Regions from separate parts of the Homo sapiens genome. Here region 2 is linked to region 1. Evidence: chromatin contacts called from ENCODE Hi-C or POLR2A ChIA-PET data. All regions are on one chromosome and are shown on one strand. The core of a region is the stretch at or near the end of the contact, and the rest is flanking DNA. Distances in the headings are between cores, read along the strand shown.

Evidence for each region. Hi-C counts contacts between places; a loop is a spot of excess contacts on that map. ChIA-PET counts read pairs that join two places held with the same protein, here RNA polymerase II (POLR2A). Pooled maps may share reads with other maps.
Region 2: a pooled map shows a loop between it and region 1 (11-fold over the local background). The contact joins the enhancer-like site here to the promoter of LINC01167 in region 1. A Hi-C loop is called at or near these places in 1 of 37 single-sample maps with no recorded cell type and 10 of 50 pooled maps. POLR2A ChIA-PET finds 5 or more read pairs at or near these places in 1 of 52 experiments (WTC11).

What each region holds. Positions count from the first base shown.
Region 1 is chr10:132,959,837-132,965,666 of GRCh38, forward strand. It overlaps LINC01167 (long intergenic non-protein coding RNA 1167), which reads right to left and starts at 2,401. Exons shown (of 2, transcript NR_125763.1): 1 at 1,923-2,401; 2 at 1,504-1,628. LINC01166 (long intergenic non-protein coding RNA 1166) reads right to left here and starts at 5,453. Exons shown (of 2, transcript NR_120627.1): 1 at 5,350-5,453. LINC01168 (long intergenic non-protein coding RNA 1168) reads left to right here and starts at 5,698. Exons shown (of 3, transcript NR_046231.1): 1 at 5,698-5,830. RefSeq lists an enhancer at 1,999-2,894.
Region 2 is chr10:133,257,806-133,263,849 of GRCh38, forward strand. It overlaps ADAM8 (ADAM metallopeptidase domain 8), which reads right to left. Exons shown (of 23, transcript NM_001109.5): 22 at 5,883-5,960; 23 at 4,618-5,428. The coding sequence ends at 5,351. Among named protein-coding and RNA genes, the nearest start is that of MIR202HG, 13 kb to the left of the region's middle. RefSeq lists enhancers at 233-532, 1,531-1,580, 4,519-5,495 and a silencer at 3,873-4,202. Within about 2 kb of position 1,551, at least 33 of the 41 ENCODE cell types and tissues checked have a DNase peak (open chromatin) inside an H3K27ac peak, as active enhancers do.

The DNA.
Region 1 (5,830 bases), core at 1,151-3,650:
GAAAGGGGTGGCCTCCACTCCTCCTGTCCCAGGGGAGACTTGGGCTGGCCAGGTGAGGGTGGGATTCTGACCAAGGCGACCTCTCCTTCCCAGAGGGACAGAGGCTGTCCTGGGTGGGTAACCGCCCTTTGGTCTAGACCCTCCTGATCCCTCAGACCAGGAGAGACGGGGCATTTCTGATGTCGCTGCTTGAAAGGCAACCCAAACTGGAGCCTCTCCTCTGACGCGTCCTGCTGTCTGAATAAGCCGAGGAGGCGCCGCCACCTTGGTGTCAGTGCACGCTGAGGCCAAGGGCTCTCCTCCCGGACACTCATCGCCGGCCCCTGAGAGGAAGGGTGGACCCACCCCAGGCACAGACATGCCGGCACCTTCTGGGCTTCCTTGCCCCAGGGTTGACCTTTTGTCCTTATCCTGCCTGGGCTCCTCCTGGCGGCTCACACAAGGGTGGGTGTGATGTCACCTGGGCCGACCTGCCCCCGACTCAGCACCGAGGCTCCTGTGTGCCTCAAACCCGGCTCCCGCCAGGAATTCGAGTCAGACAGGTCCCTGGGCCCTCGCCATGCCCCAAACTGGCAGCCATACAGAGGACGCCCCGCATGCAGGTGGGGACCCACAATCAGGCCCCCGGGGCAGGTGGGCACCTGGGTGGAGGCCACGGCTTTCTCACCTGGACGGGGACTAAGGAGGCTCCTCTGCCCGTCCCCTGTCCAGGCCTCGCTGAGGCTCCTAGGCCATCACCTTCTTTCTCCTGACATCCCCACCCCTCCGGTGCCCCCCAGGCCCCCCCCAGTCAACTCCCACTTGGGCTCTTGTCTCAGGCCCGAGGCCAGGGCCAGCCTTGGCAAAGGCAAGATCTCTTCTGAGAACAGGTGCCGGCCTGGAGCCAACGGGTGGCCTTGGCGTCCGGTGGCCTCGGCCCCAGCGTCCAGATTGGACCCAAGGGGACGATCGCCCCACCACTGACGAGGGTGCCACGAATGGGGTTGTGGACAGGGGGTGTGAGGGGCTCGGGGGAGGTGGTGCTGGTGCGTGGCTGCTGCAGCCTGGGGACACAGCCGTCCTCACGCTCGGCCAAGGGTCACTGGTGACAGACGGCGAGGCCTCGTCCCCAGATGCCGCCTCCCACGTGGTTCAGCCAGAACGCGCTCCCACCTCAGCCCTCCCTGGTCACCGTGGGTGTCAGAGCCACCAGGGTGGTGCCATCCCGAGGGGCATTCCCTCGACAGGTGACAGCTCTTCCCAAACACTGCTGCCCCAGAGTGTGACAGAGGCCCCTGGTCCGGAGCCACACCACAGAGGGACACCCCCACGGCCCCTCGCACTGAGAGCGCGCGGCTCAGGCAGGAGCCAGCCTCAGGCTGCAGGCCCTGTGGGCGGACGGCGGAGGGAGGCAGGGCTGGGAGACGTTTTTTGTATCTATGAGTTAACAACAAACCCAGCCGGAACCCCAGGCTCAGATCTGCTCAGAAGACGGAGGGGAAGCAGCAAATGCTGGCGTCTGACTTGGATCCAGGACTTTTATTTTTAAGCTTTAAAAATGTGAAGAAGAGGATGTCACCAGCTAACGACGTCAGCAAACGTCTTGGAAAATTTGGAAACGTGTTGACCGGGTTGGCTGTAATTTATTTCTAGAAGTGTAAGCAAGAATTTGGGGCTGAGGGCTAAGAAAGGCAAAACCAGAAACATCAAGATCGGCTCAATGTGACCCCTGCCGCATGCCTGCTCCCAGGACCCCTCACCCCCAACCCCTGCCACACACCTGCTCCCGGGGGCTCCCCACCCCTCACCCCCACCTCATGCCTGCTCCCCGGCACTTCTCACCTGCTCACCCCTACCACATGCTGGCTCCCCTGACCCCCCACCCCTCACCCCTGCTGCACACCTGCTCCCCTGATCCCCCACCCCTCACCCCTGCTGCACACCTGCTCCGGCGATCCCCCACCCCTCACCCCCGCTGCACTTGCAGCCCAGCCTTGGAGTGCAGGCCTTTCTCCTTCACTCTTCCGCCTTAGGACGCTGGCCGTGTATGAGTGTCAGTGCACGGATGAGCGAGTGTGAGTGTGAGCCTGACAGGCATGTGTGAGCATGAGTTCAGTGTGTGTGTGAGCAAGTGTGTGTGTGCCTGCGTGAGTGTGCACAACAGTCGGCCTCTCCACGTGCATGTGCCAGGCCGGCAGGTCCAGCCCCCTCTGCTTCCTCCGCGTGAGGAGGGCTCACAGTCCCTGCAGGGCCTGCACAGCCCGGGAGACCAGCGATAGGGCAGGGGCTCCGGGAGCTGCCAGCTTGGCTGGGAGGACAGAATCACGTTGCTGATGGACGTCTTCTGAGAGAGGACTGGGACGCCATCATTCGAGTGAGGTTTGAGGTGGGAGTCGACTCCAGAGGCAGTACTTGGACTCCGGACCGGATTGACTAGTTAAAGCAGGGCTCGCGGAAGCAGCTTTCCCTAAGCCTCGCCCACCCGAGTGCCTGTCAGTTTTCCGTTGCCATAGCAACACCCGGGTGTTACCGCCCCCTTCTATGGCAATGACTCAATGACCCAAAAGTTACTACCCCTTCCCTAGAAATTTCTGCATAAATCGCCCCTTAATCTGCATGCGATTAAAAGCGGTATAAGTGTGACTGCAAAACTGCCCCAAGCGGCTGCTCTCTGCCTACGGGGCGGCCCCGCTGCAGGAGCAGTCAGGGAGCTGTGAGCTGTGGCACGGCCGCCTGAATAAAGCTCTTTCCTTCTACCTGCGGCTTGCCCTTGAATTCCCTCCAGGGTAAAGCCAAGAACCGTCGGGGCTCAGCCCCACCTGGGGGCTCCCCTGCCCCGCACCACCGAAGTCTTGGATGGGTAACTGGAAGATGCCATTGTGAATAGAAATATCCTTTCTCGATGAATTAGAAAATGAAACCAACTCCTGCATTAATTTTACACAAATGACATCAAGAGGGTTGAGAGAAGAAGGTGGCTGTCCCCAGCTCCGGGTCCCTGCCAGCCTTATGATAGTCTTCTAAGGCCATCTATTATTTCCTGAAATATTCATAGAAGTATGAAAAATTGAGCATGAGTGGTTTGCTTTGTGCTTCGTTATTTATTAAGCTTGTGACTTATTTTTCTTTTGGCGAAGAGCTTCCTATCTTTTCCAAGAAAAAAAAAGTGGGCCAGAATAACAGCCCTCATGTTTTGAGCTTGAAATTAAAATTTCGAAGACCTCCCTGTACAAAGTGAAGCTGAGTAAAGATGTTTACAAATGCAGATTGAAAATGAAAAATGCAAGGGCCTTTGTGACTCATTTTATGAATATGTGTTTTTATCAAAGAACTCCCATAAGTTGACTCGGAGCCTGATTTGCATCTAGGGTTTCATCCTTGCTTGGTGGTGGACTGGCCGTCCCTTCATCCCTTCTATAAGTCCATTAACATCCCTCCCTCCATCTGTCCGTCAACATCCCTCCCTCCATCCATCTGTCTATCAACATTCCTCCCTCCCTCCATCTGTCCATCAAAATCCCTCCCTTCATCCATCTGTCTATCAACATTCCTCCCTCCCTCCATCTGTCCATCAACATCCCTCCCTCCATCCATCCGTCCATCAACATCCCTTCCTCCATCCATCCGTCCATCAACATCCCTCCATCCATCCGTCCATCAACATCCCTCCCTCCATCCATCCGTCCATCAACATCCCTCCCTCCATCCATCCGTCCATCAACATCCCTCTCTCCATCCATCCATCCATCAACATTCCTGGCACCTGCTCAGCATCGGGGGGGCATCCCAGCCCTCACAGGGAGCAGGCACAGTAGGTACAGGTAGAGGCTCCCTGCCTGCTCAGCCCCAGGCCGCTCCTGAGAGCACCCCCAAAGCCACAGGTCACAGCACATTGCCCCTGATTTTACCCCATTAGGAGAGGGAAGATGTGCCCAAGGGGACTGGTGAGCCACAGGGAGGCGGATTCCTGGGCTGCAGCTTAAAACAAGACACTTGTTCCCTCATGGTTCCGGAAGCCAGAGTCCAAGATTGAGGTGTAGGCCTGCGCTCCCTCAGAGCTGCTCGCTCCAGGGAGATCCCTCCTCGGCGCTTCTGCTTCTGGTGACTCCGGGTGTCCTCAGCATCGCCCAGCCCCACCTCCATCTTTGCAAGCCTCTCCTTTCTCCCATAAGGATGCCAGGCACCGGATTTCAGGCCCATACTAAATCCAAGATGATCTCATCATGATATCCTTAACTTTTTACATCTGCGAAGACCCTGTTTCCAAACTGGTCACGTTTGTAGGAACCAGGGCTTAGGACTCGAACATATCTTTTGGGGAGACAAGATTCATCCCCCATGAGCATGGGTTCAGAGAGCAACGGCTTTAGCACTACCGAGGTCTTAATCCAAGCTTCCTGTCAGGATTTAATACAAGGGAGGCTGAACTGCCGGGGAGCTCAGAAATGCACGAGCAAGACATGAGCGTAGGGGAGGTTCCCGGGGTGCCTCGACTGTCCAGGCTTGCAGCTGCAGGTGGAGAGGAGGCAAGGCTGTTTGCCCATTTCAGCCTCAGAACAGTCACAGCCCAGCAGCCGGCGGCCTGTCCATGATGACCATTCTGCTCCGGAGCCTACACAGAGGGCACTGTTCACCCTGCGGCCGCCTCCCTGCGCTCCAAGGATCAGCCTCATGATAAGGTCAGAAAGAACCTTGGCTTTAGGGTCTGTCCCGCGTGGCCACCTGTTCTGTATGTTAAAACCGACTTGCCTGCCATTTCTCTTCTTATCCCTCACACCCACCCACCCAGCCTGGGCCAGGCCTGGTTCTAGGGCGCGGCCAACGGTCGGGGACAAAATATTCATGGTTTCTGGGTTCGTGGTCAGGCAGTTTGGGTGGACACAAGCAAGTGCCACGTAAAATAAGCAACGGTGAGAATGGTTATGAGTCGCAATGACACTGTGAGGCACTTTAACAGGCTCATCGGCGTGGCCCTAGGCCCTGCCCTCTGTGAGCCCAGGTCACCCCCAGGACGCCCAGCGGCTGCTGCGCCACCTCCCTCCTCCCACTGTGGCCAGGCCTGGCGGGCGGGTGCTGCCTCCCGACACGCACACTTTGCCGGGGCAGGTCCGCGCCAGCGCCGTCGCCAGAAGAGCCTCACAAAGACGCGGCTGCCACCGTTTGGCGTCTTTGAAGACTGTTCAGCAGGTCTGAGGATGAGCTGCTCTGAGGGTTTTTCCCAACTTACCATTTTGATACAACGTCAAACATATGTAAAAGTCACAAGAATACGACAAGGAACTGCCATTAGAGCCTTAGGCGAATTCACCAACTGTTCCCACTTCTCACCGGTGTCACCTTCCCACCGTTCCCACTCCTCACTGGCGTTACCTTCCCTCCGTTCCCACTTCTCCTCAACGGCGTTACATTCCTGCGGTTCCCACTTCTCACCGGTGTCACCTTCCCACCGTTCCCACTCCTCACTGGCGTTACCTTCCCACCGTTCCCACTCCTCACTGGCGTTACCTTCCCTCCGTTCCCACTTCTCCTCAACGGCGTTACATTCCTGCGGTTCCCACTTCTCACCGGTGTCACCTTCCCACCGTTCCCACTCCTCACTGGCGTTACCTTCCCTCCGTTCCCACTTCTCCTCAACGGCGTTACCTTCCTGCGGTTCCCACTTCTCACCGGTGTCACCTTCCCACCGTTCCCACTCCTCACTGGCGTTACCTTCCTGCCATTCCCACTTCTCCTCACGGCGTTACCTTCCTGCCGTTCCCACTTCTCCTCAATGGTGTTTCCTTCCCGCCTTTCCCACTTCTCACCAGCGTTACCTTCCCGCCATTCCTACTTCTCCTCAACGACGTTACCT
Region 2 (6,044 bases), core at 301-2,800, 300 kb after region 1:
GGCACTCAGAACCCCTGAGCCCAGGGAGCTCCCAAGGGTCTCACTCTCCTCTGCGGTCTTTGCTGGCCGAGGGCAAGGCCGGGTGAGGACGGAGAGAAGCAGCTCCTCCCCACCACACACCCAGAGCTGGGAGGGGCCAGGATTCAGCACCCTCTAGGGGTGGGCACGGCAGACGCGGTGGGGACCTGGCGCTGAGGTCCTGGCTCCCACTCCAGCGTGGCCTGGTGGCTTCTCCCCGGTTGGGGTACCCTGCACAGGGGTTGTGGTGCCTCCCAAGGGCCAGCCCCGCCCTGACAACCTCTCCTCCAGCCAGGATGGGGTCCATACTCCATCGAGAGGGTTCCTGGCTTCAACACCCTCCACCAGCCTCATGCCACCAGGGCCCTGGTCATCCTGGGGACCCTGCAGAGGGCCTCCTGGGCCTGTCTTCCGGCGGGTGAGCCGGCCCTGCCTGTGGGTGTCTGGGGTGTGGCCTCCAGGCACCAAGCACCCGCTGGCTCCTGATACCTGCCTTTCTGGCTGTGGTGTGTCTCTGGCCTGGCGCCTGTTTCTGAGTCCCTGGAGAGAGCAGGTTCCTCGCAGGTGGCAGGCAGCCCTGTTTGTGTGTGCATGAGCCTGTGGGGGCACCTGGAGCTGAGCGGTGGCCTGTGCTGTCACCACCCGGGGTGGCAGGGCAGGGTCTGGCACTGCCACAGCTCCTGACAGAAGCTGCCTAGGCCTGGGTTGGCTCGGGCTTCTCGGCCAGGCCCTTCCCCAGCACTTCCTGCCCAGCCCCAGCTGCAGGACCTGCTGAAATCTGTGCTGTGGGAGCCCTGTCTCTGAGGGGTCACTGCAGTGACTCCAGAAAACCTGAGTCTCCTGATTCCAGGAGCACCGCTTGCAGCCTGCCACGTGCATGACCCAGCATGACCCGGACTCCTGAGCCAGGACCGAGTCCCCCTGACAGCGGGGAAGCGGCGGACCCTGGGGGCTGGCACCCGCCGTGGCCCTCCCCAGCCCACTGTGGCACTGAGGGGCTGCTCCCCTGGGAATGGCCCCTTCCTAGAGGCAGCCCTGGCCTGGCTTCGAGAGGGGCTCTGGGAACAGGCGGCCCCGGGTAGCTGACCACACCTGACCAGGCCAGTCTTTGGGAAGCCGCCCTCTCAGCCTATGCACTGCAGGGACACTGGGTGGAGAGGGCTGTGCCTCAGTGCCCCTGCAGGGCGGTGCAGCAGCTGGCCGTGCAGGGGGAGGGGGCCTTGCCTTCTGGCTCAGGGAGGAAGCGGCTGCTTTCAGCTGCCTTCGCCTTGCCTCCTGAGGCGGCTTTGGAACCCTCCTGAGGTTTGTGGCCCTGAAGTTCCTTCCTGAGACCCCGCAGGGGACTAAGCCCTCGGCCCAGGGGCACCGGGGAGGGCAGAACCTCAAGACAGGGGCCCGGGACACAGGACAGAGTGTGTGGGGCAGGTGTGCAGGCTGTGCCCAAGGGGCCTCGGGGTTGAAGGGGCTCTTGGAGATGATGTCGACATCGCGGTTCCTGAGCGGGTGCCCAGATCTGGATGAGCTGTTTTCTGGAGAAAGCAGGAAAGTGACGTCATTTTGTGGCTTCAGATTGACCGCAGCCTGGCAGAGAGGGAGTGGTGGCAGGAAGTGAAGCTGCTGGCTTCCCAGTCACGGCCTCCATGATCCACGTGTGGCAGCAAGAATCACAGCTGCATCATGACACCCAGAGGGAAAGCAGCTCAAGCTGCAGTTTAAGGCGACTCCACGGAGGGCCCTGGCTTAGTTGTTGCACAGCATGGGGTCAGATGGATGCCCTGGAAGAGTCAGCAGAGACCCCCTGGCCTTTGGAGTTTGTCTCTGAGCGAGAGACACTGTTGGGATGACCGGCGAGTGGCGTTGGGTCCACATGGGGGCCCTGGTCCGGCTGAGTCTACTGAGCACAGGCCTGCCCCTTGCCACCCAGCTCTGCCCATATGTGGCCGTCATTCCTGGGCTTCACCTGGGAAACGTCCTTTGAGGCAGCTCAGCTTTTCCACAGTGGGTCACGTTGTTTGCTGCTGGAGACTGGCTGAGTCTGTGCTTCCAGTATAGGAAGGTTTAGGAGGCGGTCAGCAGGCCTCTCCTGTGGCCACTGTGCCCGAGGCAGGTGCCTGGGGTGAGAGGGATTCTTCCGGATGTGGCCGTGCACTGCCCAGCAGGCCTGGAGTGAACGTCTGTGTGGAGTCCGGGCTCCCATCCAGCATCCCTTAAGGGTCCTGATGGCTGGAGCTGGGGGAGGCAGGTATGGCAAGGGGCTTCCTGCACGCAGGAAAACTGGAGACCCCTGGTGAAAGAGCCAGGTGTGCACCTGCAGAGCCAGGCATGGGTCCACAGAGCCTGTCAAGCCTGGTTTACACCACAGAGCTGGGTATGCGCTGAGAACCAGGTGTGCACGGAGAGCCAGGTGTACACTGCAGAGCCGCGTGTGCACTGAGAGCAGGTGTGCGCTGAGAACCAGGTGTGCAGAGAGAGCCAGGTGTGCACGGAGAATCAGGTCTGCAGAGAGAGCCAGGTGTGCACTGAGAACCAGGTGTGCACGGAGAATCAGGTCTGCAGAGAGAGCCAGGTGTGCACTGAGAACCAAGTGTGCAGAGTCAGGTGTGCGCTGCAGAGCCGGGTGTGCACTGAGAACCAGGTGTGCAGAGAGAGTCAGGTGTGCGCTGCAGAGCCGGGTGTGCACTGAGAACCAGGTGTGCAGAGAGAGTCAGGTGTGCGCTGCAGAGCCGGGTGTGCACTGAGTCAGGTGTGCAGAGAGTCAGGTGTACACTGCAGAGCCGCGTGTGCACTGAGAGCAGGTGTGCATGGAGAGCCAGGTGTCTGTTGAGAACCAGGTGTGTGCAGAGAGCCAGGTGTGCACTGCATATCTAAGTGCTCATGTGGAGTCTTGGGCTGGGCAGGTGCTGCCCAGGACCCTGGCTCTCTGGCTGTCTTCTGTGCATTTGGGGATGGGAGAAGGGGCTCGGCTCTGGCTGGAGGGCAGCCAGGCAGACTTGCCAGCCAGCACCGCCAGGTGATAAGAGCTGGTGCCCACAGGTACTCAGCAAATGTCTGCATTTTGGGGAGGGCTGGAGAAAATGAAGGCCATGCCCTCTCTGCAAGGCTCCGCACAGGCCCTGTTTCCCAGTCCTTCAGCCACAGGGTGTCCCGGCAACAAGGGTGCCAGGTCGCCTGCACCCTGACTGTCTCCTGCGGAAAGGACAGCGCCTGCTCCTTGTCCTCCAGTAGCTGCTGGACTCCGGGGTCTGGGTGCTCTGGCGCCCGGCGGCTGGGTCCCCACTACAAGGTAGACACCAGCCTTGAATCCAACTGTCGAGGAAATGGGGTGGGCGGCGGAGGCTGGGGAGATCGGGAGGAAGGGAGGTATGGGCTTGAGAGACAGGAACCCACCCTCTGCAAGTGCAGTGGCCTGTCCCCTCCAGAACGCTCTCATTCTTCGTGCTGAAGGGAGCTGGGGGCGTGGCAGGCCTGCGAGACGAATGGGCGCTATCAGCTCAGGGCTCTGCCTCGGAGGAGCCACCCGGAGGCAGCACCCATGGGTGTGGGGGCTTGGCCACAGGGGACGTCAGGCCTCCTCGGTGCAGCACCAGATGCGTCTAACAGCCTCCGCCCCGTGGGCGCCCACTCAGACTTGCTGCTCAGGTGCCTAGAGCAGAAGCCACCTCCTCAGAGGCCAGCGCGCCAGCCTGGCACCACGGGGACGCTCCCAGGGGGTGCCCAGAGGGAACGTGCGCATCGGGCGGGGTACTGCGGCGCGTGTGGGCCGTGAGCCCCGCCCTGTAGTCGGACACTGGAGTCCCGGATCCTACAGATCTGAAAGGCTGAGTCGGATGCAGCAAAGGCGAAGCGGGGTTCGCAGCCCCAGACTCTTGGGCGGGGGGGTCAGCGAGCAACCGGGAGGGGCGCCGCGGGCCATTCGCCGCTTCTCCTGGGCCGAGGGCGCAGGCCCCTGCCGCGGGGGCCCCTCGGACTCCACGACTTCGCGGACGCGCGCCCACCGCCATAGCTGAGGTCCCGGGCCAGGCGGCGCGTGGGTGGCTGAGCGGGAGCGCGTCCAGCCAGGCGTGGAGGCCGCGCGGGGCCGGGGTCGAGCCCAGCATGGCGGGGGGGGTGCGGGGCAGTGGCCCGGACAAGGGCATGGGGCCGGAAGAGGCGGGGCCGTTGCCAGGAGACGAGACGGAATGGGCGGGGCGCGGGCGGGGGCCGTTGCCGGGAGACGAGACGGAATGGGCGGGGCGCGGGCGGGGCCGTTGCCGGGAGACGAGACGGAATGGGCGGGGCGCGGGCGGGGCCGTTGCCGGGAGACGGGGCGGGGGCGGGGCCGGGCCATTGCCCGGAGACGGGGCGGGGCAGGGGTAGCGCGGGCTCCTCCGTGCATCGCGGCGAAGTCTTCTTGGGCGTGGGTTCCTGGATCGGATCGTCTGCCCGCGGGAGGGGCGGGACTGCTTAGTTACGCTGGGGAGGGCCTGAGAAATCCAGGGAGAAAAGAAGGTGGCTTGACCTCATCTATTCGCAGTCTGCATTTTACCAAGCGCCGACCCTTGTATCTCGTGAACTGAAGCCCTCCATCCTTCCCCGCTGATCTAACAAGAATCTACAGAACTCGGTCAATAATTTATTAGTAAAATATACATTTCTCATTATTAAAGAATAAAAGCTTTCAGCCCTGCTGAACACACATCTGAGGTCTCAAGAAAACCAGACAAGATAGCTGACTCTCCCACATAGCCCTTTCCATAAAGGCGATTCCTAAGCTTAAACACACACAAAGCTGGGGCTGTCCCTCTTGAATCCCATGGGAAACAGGCCCCAAGATCAGGGGACCTGGAGTCGGGAGCTTGGGGTGCAGTCTGCTCACTGACACCCTCTCGAAGAGCACGCAGGGGAACCTGGTCCTGGGATGGAGTCTTTCTGGGGATGCCCCACGTCTGTGCTGCCTGGAACCGGGTGCCCAGGGCAGCCGGCTCAGCAGGCCCCAGAGCAGGGGCAGGTGTGGCTGGGAGGGGCTGTATATGTGGCCTCCTGAACACAGCGGGAGACCAGCGGCCACCTGGAGACACGTACACACACACGCACCCGCAAGCACACAGCTCATCCCAGCCTGGTGCCTGCAGACAGCTGGGGCTACACGTGGCCAAGGCGGGGAGAAGGAATTGGCTGAGGGCGTGGACAGCAGGAGCCTCTCAGGTAGATGCATTCCTGAGGTTAGAACAGCAGCTGAGCCTGCAAAGTCAGGGTCTAGGGCTGAGCGGCACTAGCTGGACCGTGGAATGCTGGAACGCATGGCTTCTCTGCCGCAACTTCTCCAAATTTCCACACAGGCGCAGGTGCCCCCCTAGGGTGCTGTGGGAGCTCCGGCTCCTTGCTTCCTCTGGATGGGGGGCTTCAGGGCAACCTTTGGGCCAACAGCACCCTGGGAGGAGGAAAAGATAATTGATGTTGAAAAACTACCTGCTATAAAAGGTATATAAAGGGTACAACGAAATTTTACGTCCTTTAACATCTCTTAAAATGTGGATTCTTGGTTCATCCACCAACAACATGGCCCATGCACACAATGGCAGGTGTGGCAGTCACAATATATACAGCTCACAGAGGACAGACTTTCTTCCCTGCAGTTGCTGGGGGAAGGTCAGGCACCACTGACAGCCGGGGTCGGCATCTGCTGAGAAGTCCCCTGATCACAGCACAGATACCACAGTACAGCCACTGCCAATGCCTTTCCCTTTTCTTTCAGTCACCCAAGTTTATCCACAGATAATCAGAAAAAAACCCCACCCTCCAGGGCAGTGCCACCGTCAGCCCCGTGGGGAGGCCGTGCCGTCCATTGCACAGTGGACTCTGCCTGGTGTGTGCTGGGGCCTCACCTCAGCTGGACCAGGGTTGGCCGCACCAGCCCCGGGTTTGACTGGGGGCACTGGGGGTGCGAACGTTGGCTTGATGACCTGGGAGGAAACAGACACAGCTGACATGGGTCCCCCAGGCACTCCCGGCTCTAGCCTGGACATCACCTTCTCTGGACCTGGAAC